Regions from separate parts of the Mus musculus genome. Here region 2 is linked to region 1. A link is a contact called in ENCODE Hi-C or POLR2A ChIA-PET data. All regions are on one chromosome and are shown on one strand. The core of a region is the stretch at or near the end of the contact, and the rest is flanking DNA. Distances in the headings are between cores, read along the strand shown.

Evidence for each region. A loop is a pair of places that touch in the nucleus more often than their neighbours do. ChIA-PET counts read pairs that join two places held with the same protein, here RNA polymerase II (POLR2A).
Region 2: a loop to region 1 is called in a map of heart, with 5 times the contacts of the local background. The contact joins the promoter of Mrps18c here to the promoter of Gpat3 in region 1. A Hi-C loop is called at or near these places in 2 of 37 maps with a recorded cell type or tissue (heart and left cerebral cortex). POLR2A ChIA-PET finds 5 or more read pairs at or near these places in 2 of 5 experiments (Patski and embryonic stem cell).

What each region holds. Positions count from the first base shown.
Region 1 is chr5:100,844,901-100,852,118 of GRCm38, forward strand. It overlaps Gpat3 (glycerol-3-phosphate acyltransferase 3), which reads left to right and starts at 1,329. Exons shown (of 13, transcript NM_172715.3): 1 at 1,329-1,461; 2 at 1,755-2,048. The coding sequence starts at 1,908. It overlaps Gm46917 (a long non-coding RNA gene), which reads left to right and starts at 2,659. Exons shown (of 2, transcript XR_001784903.1): 1 at 2,659-3,309; 2 at 3,777-4,064. It also overlaps a transcript of Abraxas1 not described here.
Region 2 is chr5:100,796,873-100,803,632 of GRCm38, forward strand. It overlaps Mrps18c (mitochondrial ribosomal protein S18C), which reads left to right and starts at 1,887. Exons shown (of 6, transcript NM_026826.1): 1 at 1,887-1,988; 2 at 2,680-2,741; 3 at 5,036-5,119; 4 at 6,181-6,238. The coding sequence starts at 1,898. It overlaps Helq (helicase, POLQ-like), which reads right to left and starts at 1,728. Exons shown (of 18, transcript NM_001081107.1): 1 at 1,422-1,728; 2 at 1-190. The coding sequence starts at 1,601.

The sequences.
Region 1 (7,218 bases), core at 79-2,578:
CAGGAGATAAATTGGTTCTCCCCTTATACGGGGGGGGGGGGGGGGGGTAGTGGTGGTGTCCAAAGATTGACGGGTCATCCTAGCTGACTGGCATCAGGCAACTTTGTTGATGAGCCACCTCAATGACCCCAGAAGCTGTTTTGAGAGTAAGCTCCGTTTCCTTCATAACTTCATTGTCCTCCCCTTCCCCCTTCTTAGTGGGAAAAGTGTCTTACACCTACCTGGCAGGAGGCTCAGAGAACAAACTTGTACAGTCTTTAAGGCCGGCTTCCTTCTTCCTCCACCCCTTCTGGAGGTGAGGGCAGCTTTCTCTGCAATATTTGCTGTAAATACTTTCAGTTCATTTTGCTAGCTCTCTCACTTTTTCCAGCTCCCAAACTGACTCCCGACTGTCAACAGTAAGAGTTTGGTCCTTCTAAGAATTGAGGGCCGACTCGGTGATGGTTTGGATCCTAGTCAGTCGCTTTGCAAACTGCTGCTCTCAATATCTTTTCTCACGCTTATTGTTAAAACTGGTTGTCCTGCAGTGGAATACGCGTGCAGGATTTTCCCTTCTTCGTTCTAGTAAGGCCGTTCATCACAGCGGCGTGGGACGTGGACCCCTGAGAAACTCTTAGCCAGTTAGGTGAAGGTTAGTATTTGCGCAGCGTTTTCTGCAGTCGGTGTAGGCGGATGCTAGGGAAGCTTAGACTGGAATCTCCTCCAGGGAGGGGAGTGACAAACAGCCTCTAGGGTGTCCTGTCCTCCCCTCCCCCTCGCCCGCTCACCGGTCCGCCTGCCCTTTTAAAGCAAGGTCTATAAAGGATCTACCTATTTAGTCTTAAGCTGACTGTTGGAACTCAAAACAGCCCAGACCCATCTCCTCGGAATTCTCCAGTCGCAGATTCCCGAGCGTAAGTGCTGGAATTCCAGTCTTCTGCGACACAACCGCTTGGAATTTCTGGGTCTATTTTGTGGCTAGAGAGGTGGTGGCAGAGTGGCTAAGGCGACTTGTGGAGAGAGAGAAAGCGGGCGAGCTTTCTTTCCCTGACTGCAGCTAGGAAGGAGGTAAGAGAGAGCCACGAGCCACGGTGCGCGACTGCCTCACCCTTGTTCAGTAGTTTCCTCCTCCCGAAAGCCCTTCCCAGGAGGTCGTGTTGCAGGCTCACAAACAAGATCTTCCGCAGCGATCGGGGACGTCAGCGGTCCGTTCTGTGGGTGAAGATGGAAAGTCTGCTACCGAAAGAACCTTTGCTGGGAGTGCGGGGGGGCGGGGCGGAGGGCGGCGGCTCTCTAGGCAGCAGCGCCCGGGAGACGCGGTCATGCCCCGGAGCTCCCTGTTGGGTGGCGATGGGGGTGGGGCAAGGGTAGAGTGTAGAAAAAGGGAGCCCGGCGCCCGAAAGCCACTGGCTACCCGCATAGCCCGCAGCCCACGCCGAGGTGCAGGGAACCTGCGGGGATCCTCGCTGCCGGAGGGCCTCGGTGAGTCACCGCGGGGTTGTCGCAATCGTTACCCGGAGGAAATCAGGCCCGGGGTGGGGCGCGTTCCTGGCTGCCTCCATGCACTCTGACTGCACTAGGGTGTCCCGTAGGTCACCCAGCTGGGTCTTCTCGCCAGAGACACTCAGGTCTGAGCCGGCTGCCGTGGCTACAGCTTGGCCTGGGCCTCCAGTAGAGAGTGAGCTTGCGGGGCCAACCGGGACCCAAGGGGAGGAAGCAAGGAGATCGCAGTAGTTCTGAGAGTTCTCGCCTTCCCTTTCCTCTTCGCTCCGCAGAGCTGAAGGGAACGAGGCGGGCGGCAAAGACTCCTCAGAGCCCGGCTCCGGGCTGGACGCTGTGTTTTCCGAACTGCGGCTGGACTGCCTGGGACTCTGACACCTACCGCTCTCGGCTTTCCTGGGGACCTCTTCCTGAGGGCGTGCTGAGACATGGAGGGCGCAGACCTGGCGGTGAAGCTCCTGTCCACCTGGCTGACGCTGGTGGGCGGCCTCATCCTTTTACCCTCGGCCTTCGGATTATCCCTGGGTATCTCGGAGATCTACATGAAGATCCTGGTGAAAACCTTGGAGGTGAGTGCAGGAAAGGATGTGGAGCTCCCGCTGCTCTGAGGACTTCGGATCTTGGAGTGGCAGGGGTTGAGCTTTGAACTGTGAAAGCAATTTGGGCAAGGGGGTCAGTCAGTGGTGGGAGGTCGGGGTGGAGATGGAACGGGGACCCGAGAGAATATTTCAGTTTCTGGTCTGCTGTAGTGAGAAAGACAGCCTGATACCAGTCAAGAACAGTAGCCCACCTCACAAGAATCCCTCTATCTGTATTTCTTCTTCACTACTATTTTTTTTTTTTTTTTTTTTTTTTTCTTACTAGATTAACCCCAGGACAGCCGTTTGCTGTATCAGCAGGTTTATTACCCACTATGCCTCTCGGGCTGTCACTTCACTCTTGAGTTTTTACAGCCCCAGGTTTCAGAGGTCCTTTTGTGACTACAGAGGCATCCTGTTCCACTTGGTGCCCAATATAAGACACCAAATGGCTGGGTGGCAGAGAAGAATCTGATTTTTTTTTTTTTTTTTTTTTTTTTTTTTTTTTTTTTTGGTTTTTCTGGACAGGGTTTCTCTGTGTAGCCCTGGTTGTCCTGGAACTCACTCTGTAGACCAGGCTGGTCTCGAACTCAGAAATCTGCCTGCCTCTCTGCCTCCCGAGCCTCCCGAGTGCCCGGCTGAAGAATCAGATTTTATTTTAATGTAGTCACGGGGATTTTTATCTAATCAGGTGCACTGGAATACTATCCCAAAGGTTTCTGGTCCTGGGTTTGTTTGCAGATTTCAAGGACAAAGGTGTTAGATCCAACTGAGTGGAGGGACAGGAGGGACGACATCAGCATAAGCTTATACACTCTTTTTTAGTAAAATTTAGAAGGCCACTCCAGGCCGGGAGGCAAGTGATGTGAGAATCGGAGTTCAGACGTTTGCTTGAGTTAAGTGTGACAACAGTGAATGCAGAGGCTCTGTAGGCTGTACAGCTTTGCATTGGTTTGGTACCCAAATCTCATCCCTGTTTCTCTGTATCTGATCTAGCAAGGTCATCTGATCCCTGTACCTTATAGTATTCGCCCTCAAAAGAGGGGAAACAATGCCTATTTGCATATAGATTTTGTTTTGGTTTTGAGACAGGATCTCACTCTTGGTGCCCTGGCTGGCTTTGAAGTTCTTGACAATCCACCTTCTGTTTTCTGGTGTTACAGAGTGGGACCGTCAGACTTAGCTTTCCACGTAGTTTTTAGGAGTGCGAACACATCAGTGCATTGAGTCCGTAGGAGGGCACTCGTGCATGGTGGGTGCCTTGTGTCTTTATGATTAAATGACGGGGTACGATTGCTTAGATTCTGCTGCCTTCGGTTTCTCCTGATTCTTTATTACCATCTGTAGCTGTGCACTTTTTTGACCTGTACTTTCTGCCCTCCCGTAGGACTTGGCTCTGTCCCTTGCTTTTAGCACTGGAGTGGCTCCTAGATGCACATCTCTACCTCTGCTGCTTGCTAATGCTTTCCCTTAGGCCTTTGCTGGACTTTCTCTTTGCTGGCCACTTTGTGAGTCCTTAAAATGGTTAGATTCTTTTATCTGCCCCACTCTCTCTTCCAAAATGGCATCTCACTTCTTAGCTCACACTTGCTGGCCTTGAACTTGGCTCTTGCTGCTTCAGGTTCCCAAGCACTGAGTGATGTGTGCCACCTTGTTAGCTAGCCTTCAAGGTTTTAACTTTTTTTTTTTCTCTTCTCTCTTCTTATTGCCATTACACAGTGTTGTAGTCACACTATGCTGCGGATTTTAGTTTCCTCCCTACTGGCCGTTCTTCAGAATGCTAACTCCACATACAGCAGTGATCCTCTTCAGCACTGCCTCCTGAAATGACCTAGCTGGTTTCTTGGGCAGCAGTGTCCTTTGGAGAACCAGATAAGGGGAATCACAGGCACATGCTGGCTTCCAGGTGCTCATTACTGCCTCGCTTTAATCTCCAAGGAGGGCGTCACCACCCAGTTGTTCTCGGTCGTCAAATTACTGTATTTGATGAGATGATTGCCCATCCAGGTTCTGGCTTTTGAGTTTGTTTGTCCGGGCCCCAAGCGTTTTCCATCCAGAGCAGAAACCAACGTCAGAGAAGATCTCTATTTCTCTCCACATGTGCATTGACCTTAAACCCAAGAAATACACACACGGCACACTCATCCCACACCTTGCCACAACAGTCACACCACAGCCCCCGACCATAAGCCAATCACACACATACACTCTTCATTGTCTATTGTGTGTTTACTTTAAATTTTTAAAAAAGATTTATTTTTTATTATATGTAAGTACACTGTAGCTGTCTTCAGACACACCAGAAGAGGGCATCAGATCTCATTACAGATGTTTGTGAACTACCGTGTGGTTGCTGAGATTTGAACTTGGGACCATCAGAAGAGCAGTCAGTGCTCTTAACCGCTGAACCATCTCTCCAGCCCCAAATTTTTATTGTTAATAGGCGGCTTTTTAAATGACCATACTTAAAATTCTGGAGGTTGTTTTGGGTTTGGAAGCCCGTTGAATAGCTCACTGTGGTGTCAGGTGGCTCACTGAAACCACAAGTGTAATCCTAGCATAACAGGGAAGCTGAGACAGGAGGATTGCTTCGAGCTTGAGGATGGCCTAGGCTATAGAGTGAGACCTTGTCTTAAAAAAAAATATATATATATTGTGAGCCATCTCGATGACCCATAAAAATTGTTATTATTGGGACTGGAGAGATGGCTCAGTGGCAAAGGACATTGACTGCTCTTCCAGAGGACCTGGGTTCTATTCCCAGCACCCAAGTGGCTGTTACTCCAGTTCTAAGGGGATTCCAATGCTTTCTTCTGGCCTCCTTGACCACTGTACAGATGTGGTGAACAGATGTGCATGCGCCTATACACATAAAGTAAAGAAATCTAAAACAGTAGTAGTATGAGCTGGAGAGATGGCTCAGCAGTTAAGAGCACTGACTGCTCTTCCAGAGGTCCTGAGTTCAATTCCCAGCAACCACATGGTGGCTCACAACCATCTGTAATGGGATCTGATGTCCTCTTCTGGTGTGTCTGAAGACAGCTACAGTGTATTCATATGCATAAAATAAATAAATATAAAAATGTTAAGATAAACAAAAACAGTTTTTTAAAAGTTGAAAGTATTAGTAGTAGTATTAGTAGTAGTAGTATTTTTTGAGAAGAGTCTAAGAATTATTTAATTGTTATGCGTTCTCTTTAATACATGGATTTTTAAGTAGATAAATAAGATGTCTGATATGAAAGTAGAAAGGAGTATCTGGGGGAGGGAAGGAACTTGTGGGGGAGGGGCGGGTATGTGGTAATGACGGTCAAAGTACGTGATACATCTGGAGGAAAAGAGCTTTATGAAACCCATCGCTGTGCACCCAATATATGCTGATAAGTTTTAAGTAAGTTATTAACAGGCAGGAACAGAACAAATTCCTTTTATCTGCTAAAGCATATATGCTAAACCCTCTAAACACCAACACCAAGATAGACATATTAATATCCCCTTTTGTCTGACACAGTGATCACGCCTATAATCTCAGCACCCAAAAGATGGAGACAGGGCTGTTCTAAGGTCAGGCTGAGCTACAGAGTAAGATTCGATCTCAGGGCTGGAGAGAAGGCTCAGTGGGTAAGAGCACCGACTACTCTTCTGAAGGTCCTGAGTTCAAATCTCAGCAACCACATGGTGGCTCACAACCATCCATAATGAGATCTGATGCCCTCTTCTGGTGTGTTTGAAGACAGCTACAGTGTACTTAGATATAATAATAAATAAATCTAAAAAAAAGAATCCAATCTCAAAGTGGGGAAAGAAATCAGAAGACTGGTGAAATGGCAGTTGTCATCAAGCGTGATGACCTGAGTTTGATCCCTGGAACCCACACGGGGGCGGTGGCATGTGCTGGGAAGGGGAAGGCATGGCTAACTATGACAAGTTGTCTGCTGACCTCCACACGCATGCCGGAGTGAAGATGTCTTCAGATATTCTAGTAGACACTACATTTCTGTGACTAATGGTGGCTTAATCCTATCCTTTGATGTCTCCTCCCTCTCCTTCATCTTCCTACCTTTTCTGTCATTAAGTCGGACAGAATCTTGCAATGTGACATTAAGACAGTGACAAGGCCAGGCGGTGGTGGAGCACGCCTTTAATCCCAGCACTCGGGAGGCAGAGGCAGGTGGATTTCTGAGTTCGAGGCCAGCCTGGTCTACAAAGTGAGTTCCAGGACAGCCAGAGCTACATAGGGAAACCCTGTCTCAAAACAAACAAACAAACAAACAAACAAACAAACAAACAAAACAGTGACAAGTAGCATCGAATATCCTTGCTTTGGTTTTCACTTTAAGGAAAGTATTTCTTTTTTCTTTTTTTTTTTTGCTTTTGGTTTGGTTTTTTCGAGACAGGGTTTCTCTGTGTAGCCCTGGCTGTTCTGGAACTCACTTTGTAGACCAGGCTGGCCTTGAACTCAGAAATCTGCCTGCCTCTGCCTCCCAAGTGCTGGGATTAAAGGCGTGCGCCACCACCGCCTGGCTAAGGAAAGTATTTCTAATTTGAAAAATTGTGACATTCATTTAATGTGTGTGTATTTGCACACGTGCTTGCACGGTTATTTTTTTGAGCATCTACTGCATGCTGCCTTCTTTGTTGCTAGGTGTCCCTAGATATGAATACGTATCTACATGTCTCTGGTATGGCAAACTATTTGAAGACAATGCTATTTGGGATAGAATAAGTTCTGGAAGTCTTTAAAGCAGTAATTTCTAAGGGGTAGATAAGAATTTGCTAGGTATTAGGTATGCCAAAGATTAGTCAGTCTTTGAGATACAAACTGAAATGTAAACCTTCAGACTGAAGATGTGTCTGAGAAATGTATGTGTTAGAATCTCTAGCTTGTGTGCAAGTATGTGCACGTATGCACATGTGTATGCACATGTATGTGTGCATATGTGTGTGTGTATACATGCTAATCCAACAGGAGCATATAGGTTAAACACTGTAAGGTGCCTGCTGCTTTCAACCTCCAAGTTAATTGTAGGGTTCAGGTGAGAGTAGTGAGGGATTGCTTTCCATGGTCTGAGGTTTAGGATTGGAAAGCAACATGGAACAGAAGGAGAATATCAAATTACTGACAGGAAGGAGGTGAGAGGGCTGTCTGTGGGCACAGCTA
Region 2 (6,760 bases), core at 637-3,136, 47 kb before region 1:
TTACAGTAGTAACTCTGAGGTTGTTTTTGAGGCCTGCTGAACAAAGGTCTTTGGTGCCAGAGTCTGCATCACGGTCCCCACATTCAGGCAGTTGCATATATCTCTGTTCCAGGTCATCAACGTGAGCTAAGAAGGAACTTTCTGTAAAGCTGTCATAGTCACCAAACATGTCCTCTTCGCTGTCATTTTCCTGTAAGGAAACAAAGATACATACATGAATTCCATCCTCATTTTAAAAAAACAAATGTCCCAGCAAAGGACTATCCCAATGATATCACTATATGCAAATTATCCTCTGAATACATATTATCATCACCAAACAAAAGAAACAAGTCCAGAGAGTTGCTCTGACTTGCCTAAACAGTACTGCTGGCTTATTATGGGATATCAGGATGCTAAGAAACATTTTTTTAAAAGTCAGAACAGGATCTCACCTTACTGAGGCTACACACTCCTGATCCTCCTGCCTGTTTCCTGAATGCCTCACCATGCCTGGTTTTAGGAGGTGTTGGGATCAAACCCAGGGTGTTGGGCATTCTAAGCAAACATTCTGTCAACTCAGATACATCCCCCAAGGGGTGATACTGGAATTCTAAATTATTTATTCTGGTGCTGCCATGTGAGCCCAGGGCCTGCCCCAGGCTCCGCTGCTGAACCTAACCGCCCAGTCTTTGGCATTTTAATTCTTAAACCTATGCTAAAGCACTTAAGAATGAAAGAACAGTAACTCTCTCCAAGATTCAATAGATGCTTCTGATAACTGTGGTAATTCCGGCCCAGGCACTAACGTAGAAGCTGGTCTGCTACAAAATCATGATTGTGCCATTAGACACTACAATGTTCCACTAGACACTACAATGAAATTCTGTTCTGAACTTGGAATTGAGACAGTCATGTGCACACTCATGTATGGTGGCTTACAGAACAGAGATGTAAACTGGGAGGTGATAATTATTTATTGAGTCACAACTTTAGTCTCTCAACTTCCCTGGACTCACTTACCGTTGTAAAAGTCTACATAATATGGCTAGTTTAATAACGTAACTAGCAATTAATGGGTCATCAATAAAAATGTTTTATCAGTAAAGTAGAGCCGAGCCATTTGGAAGGCTAGCTTTCTCTCTGTCAAGCCAGTTAATTGCCCCGTGAATACTTTTTATGACAGGGGATGGAAGGAGCATGTAGGTTTGACATCTACCTAGAAGTCGGGGGTTTAAGCAGTGTCTCCCAAGTGATGGAGATAAAAGGATAACAAAGGTGAGAGAGCGAGCTAAGGCTACTCATGATGTGCACCTGGGAAGAAGGCGGTTTCACCTCCCGCGCAGCCGTGCCCGGGGCGGGACACGCGGTTGCCACCGCAGCCCCTGGGATGACAGGACCGGGCGAGTCAACGGGGATGCGGGGACTCAGCAGGGCTGTACCTGGGCGTGCTCCGGGCTCCCGGTTTTCCGGCGGCGGCTCCCGGCTGCAGCTTCGTCCTCCGTGTCCTCGGCAGGCTGGAGCTCGGCCGGGGTCGGGGAGGCACGGAGGTTCTCCAGGTTGCCGCGGTTCCTTTTGCGGACAGACACCCGCCGGCGGATGCGGGGACAGCCGTCCTCCATGACAACGGCCCAGAGTCCCTGCGACAGCCGCCCTGGGTGCAGCCCGGAGCCGGTGGCGCCGTTCTGGAGACAGCAGGTGACCCAGCATCAGCTTTCCATCCCTCAGCAGCGCAGCCCCGGGTCACGTGACTTCCGGCCCGGGAAGCGCGGGAAGATAAAGGTGCAGTGCATTGAAACCCGGGCCGCGTTCGCGCCGGAACCTTTGCGTCGAATCCCGGGCAGACAGGGGAAGAGCACCAGAAAGGACCTGTCGGGGCGCTTAGGGAAATAGAAAGGAAGAGGAAGGGCGGAGAACCATGGCCGCTCTGGTTGCTCTGTGCAGTGGTATAGGGAGGAAGAATTTGACAACCGCGGCTGGCTGCTTCACGGATCGCGGAACTCAAGCAGGTAAAACGTCCGGCATAGCATTATAGCCGCTGATTGTCGGTGGGGTCCTCGCCGTTAGCAAAATGACTATTTCAATAGAACTAGGTTTGAGATAAGTGGGAGGCTCGAGTCATCGTAGACTAGTTTCCTAGAGCTGAAGAGGACTTTGAGGTGTAGTCAACCACTTTACCCCGTTACTTATTCACTTTACAAAAACCTATCGCCCCGACTCCTCAATAAGACTTTCTGGACACTTGTTGGCTGTGGTTCTCTTGCATCTGTTTCCATCCGCTGCTTGGACGAAGCCTCTCAGGAAACAGTTATGCTATCTAGGCTCCTGTCTCCAAGGTGTAGTCAACTCTTTTTTTGTTTGTTTGTTTTATGCTTCTTTGTCAATGTCTTGAATCTTTTTATTTCTCCTTTGGAATGACAGTACCATTCTGTTGTTTCTGTACATATTTGAATTTCAATCCGTAACTGTAGAAATGAGAAAGAATTTATAGGAGAGGAAGTATATATGTCCTTTATCCAAAGCCTTTGGAACCGCTCATTTTGAGTCCTATTATGTCCCAAATCTAACAGGTTGCTAACTAATCATTGAAAAGAATGTTTGATATTGTGCCCTTTGATTATCTAGCATCTTTAAAAACGTAAATCTTGGTTAGATATGCAGCGAATGAAAACAATTGTGTTGTCGCCATTTTCTCTTTAGTTTCTGTGATTTGGAGACGATGTTTTTCACAGTTTGAACAGGTAACCAGCAATGAGGACCTGGTAAGATTTCGTTTTCTTTTTTTAAAGAAGACATTATTTTATTATTTGTATGTATGTGGGGGAGGGGAGTTGTGGAAGCCAGAAGAGGGCATTGGATTCTCCTGGAGCTGGAACGAGGTGGTCGTGAGCCACTGGGTGTGGGTGCTGGGATTCAAACCCTGTACTTAGTAACATTAGGGAGTACTTTTAACCACTGACACCTATCCAGCCCCAGGTCCCCCTCCCCCCATATTACTAATTCATTTCCAAATTCAGCCTAATTTTTAATATTTGGAATTCAATTATAGGACAAAATAATGGTTATCTTTTATTGACTATAGTCACTTGTGTTTTGTAGAGAATTCCTAGATTCAGTCTGTAATGTATTCTTCTTCATAGATATTAAATATAAGGATACATGATTTGAGAATATCTAAATATAGCTTCGGTGGGTAGGATAATTGTAGGTAATAGAAACCTGACAGGCTACCTTGATAAAAGATCCAAATTCAAGTTTTACAGTAAGACATTCAACTAGTTGCTTCTTAACTATAGGTGTATTTTTATGGGTTTCAAGTGTGAACAGGGATGTGGGAGCCTAATCACAGCACACGAGAATTTAGCTGGAGCTGAGAAGGAATACAGCTTATATTCAAGGCAAGCTAGATATGGTGGTATACACGTACTGTGACAGCACTTAGGAAGCTCTGAGGCAAGAGGAGCTTGTGAGTTGGATACATCCTGGACTACAACAAAACCAATCACTGTTGTGTCTTTTGGCTAAAATCAAGTGTAAAAACCCAAAATCTTAAAAGATTATGTTAGATACCAAAGCAGTTGTCTAAACACATGCGACTCCACCTTAGTCATCTAATTCATGCATCATACTTTAAAATAAAGGAAATTTACATTTCCTTTTTTAGGTCATGTGACTAATGAAAATTCTGTTTCTTTCCCACAGAAAAATTCGGTCACCCAGTCATACTCCTTTATCACAATTAAGGAAAACTATAGATATCAAAGCCATTTCTAAATTAAGACCCTGTGCCAGAATGCGTTGGTACAACATGTAATTAAAGCATTTGGGAGGCCGGCGTAGAAGGATGGGGAGTTTGAGATCACCATGTGCTACATGGAGAGTTGTAGGACAGCGGAGCTACATAGTGAGACCCTATTTCAAGAAACACAAGAAAGAAACACACACATACTCATTCAAAAAAACAGAAAACAGGGACATAGAAAAGGGATTGTGGGGCTGGTGAGATGGCTCAGTGGGTAAGCGTACCCGACTGCTCTTCCAAAGGTCCGGAGTTCAAATCCCAGCAACCACATGGTGGCTCACAACCATTCGTAACGAGATCTGACGCCCTCTTCTGGAGTGTCTGAAGACAGCTACAGTGTACTTACATATAATAAATAAATAAATCTTTAAAAAAAAAAAAGGGATTGTGGTGAGAAAAGAGATGGAAAGGGCAGGGGGACAAAAGAGGTTAATGGAATATATATGTTGAGTTAGTTCAAGAGCAGAAAGGGGTATTATTGGGAATGAAGAAGGAAACCAGCAAGAGAGAGAGAGAGAGAGAAAGGCAGGGTGGTTGAGAGCAGTAGAGACTAAATAAGAACAAAGCATAATTACACACACACACACAGAGGCGCACACGTGCACATACACACATATGTACACATACACATAATCTCACACAATCCTGTTCGTATGCTCACCAAAACTTTAAATGTCACTATATTGGTGACTACTGTTCTCATAGTTAGAGGGAGGCACTGTGTCAGGAACAGTAAGGTGAGAAAATGCACAAGGGCCCACACAGACTCTCATAACACCCTAGAAGGTGATGGTAACAAACCTTTTTTATTGCACTAAACCATGAAACATTGTCTATTTATAAAGTGAAATGGTGAAAAACACCTGGCAGAAAATTTGTGTATGGATAAATGACTTAGCACATGTATACTTTTAATAAATTAATCTAAAAGAAAACGAATGATAAAATTATGTTTATACCAAGCAATTTTCTTGAAATAAAATTTAAATTAATTAACTTTAAATTGAACTAAGGTTCTTTGATTATATGCAATTGAAACGCAGCATTTGAGCAAGAACTCTTTTATCAACTGACTTATCTTGGAAGTCCTTTTCTGCTTCAAGGCAGAATATTTAATGTGGCAATCTCTCTTTAGCCAGATTTACACAAAATAAAGAACTTGTATTAAAAAAAAAAGTATAACTGTAGCTGTAGCTTTAACTTTTCTGATTAAGTCTTAACACAGTTCATCCTGAGACTGTCCTTTTATCCTAGCCAGTCCCAATGGAGAACCCCTACAAGGAGCCTCTTAAGAAGTGTGTCTTGTGTGAGAAACGTGTAGATTACAAGAATGTGCAGGTGAGCACTGGTGATGCTTGACTAGGAGTCTGCTCAGAGGACTGTCATGCCAGCAGGTTTTATGTAGGATGGATTCAGCAATTTCAAGGTGTCAAATCTTGTTCTACCTTCCTATGTTAGCTCGTCAGTGTGAGGCCCTACTCCCCTTAGCTCACTAGTATTTGGGTTAGCATTTCTCCTTTTGCTCTGTTTCTGCCCAGAAACTCACTGCACATGACAGACGTGTGTGTTTTGGGAAAAGCTCCTCTTGGGAACTTGACCTTTTCAGCTCACTACCATATACCATTCCTTTAAGTACTATTTCTCCGGAAGCTTTCAGCAAATTAGAAACAGCAAGTTTAGCTGGGCAATGGCAGTGCACTCCTTTAATCCCAGCACTAGAGAAGCAGAAGGAGGCAGATCTTTAAGTTCGAGGCCAGCCTGGTCTACATAGTGAGTTCCAGGACAGCCAGGATTACACAGAGAAACCTCATCTCAAACAAAACAAACAAAGTAATAAATATAGGGAAAGTGAATGATATAATATTACAGTTAAGTGTTTTCACAGTAGTGTAAGATGACAGCCACTTTTGAAGGAGAAAATGCAACAAATTATAAAAACTACAGTGTAGCAATAATTGTGGGTAGAGCCATAGTACCTAAGTAGAGCCTAGTCCCTAGAAAGTGTTATTAAAGGGTTCTATAAAAGTAAGTTAGAGTAAATGCCCTAATCTGTGTCTGGTAGCCTGCCGTGACAGGGGAAATGTCCCACTAACTGGCTGGAATCTGCAGTATTTTAGATGCCTGTCTTTTAGGGAGTCAGTAGCCACAGCACAGAACAGACAGGCTGGTTCTCATGACACTTAATCATGTGGAGTTTTTGATACACTAGATGTTAACTTTTTAAAAGATGGCTTGTTGCTACAAAGTATTTTATTTTACGTTATTAACTTTGTCTGAAACATACTAAATGTTTACATAACTTGAAGGTAGTTTATTCAAAAAATGTACATTTATTCATTTAGAGTTGAATAACAGATATACTAATATTATTTTTCCCCTCTAAATATAATCCCAAACAGCTTTTGTCCCAGTTTATTTCTCCATTTACCGGATGCATTTATGGAAGGCACATAACAGGTACTTTTTTTTAATCATAGAAATTTAATTGTAAGCTGATTTGGTGGTGCACACTAATCCCATCACTCTGGAAACAGAGCCAGGTATTTCTCTCTGAGTCCAAGGCCAGCCTGGTCTACAGATTGAGTCAAGAACAGCCAGGGCTACAAAGAGAAACCCTGTCTCAAAAATGAGAAGCAAAAAAAAAAAAAAAAAAAAAAAAAAAAAAAAAAAAGAAAAGAAAGAAAAGAAAAGAGAAGAAAAGAAAGAAAGAAATTTAAGTACAGATAAGAATCACATTGATTGCTTGTTATTTCGGGAGACTGGCAAGTCTTCAAATCATGCCAAGTGACTATTAAACCCGCTGCCACAGGGCCTGGTATGAGGTCCTTAGGGAGAGCTGCAAGGGGCCATTGCCTTTAGTCCAGGAACTACACGGCGACAGCATATAGAAATCCTGGCATAAGGAAAACTGTCTTGGGTCTAGCCCAGTGGCCCAGAGGTAAAATGTCTATGTTCTTCCTGAGGATTAGAGCACCCTCA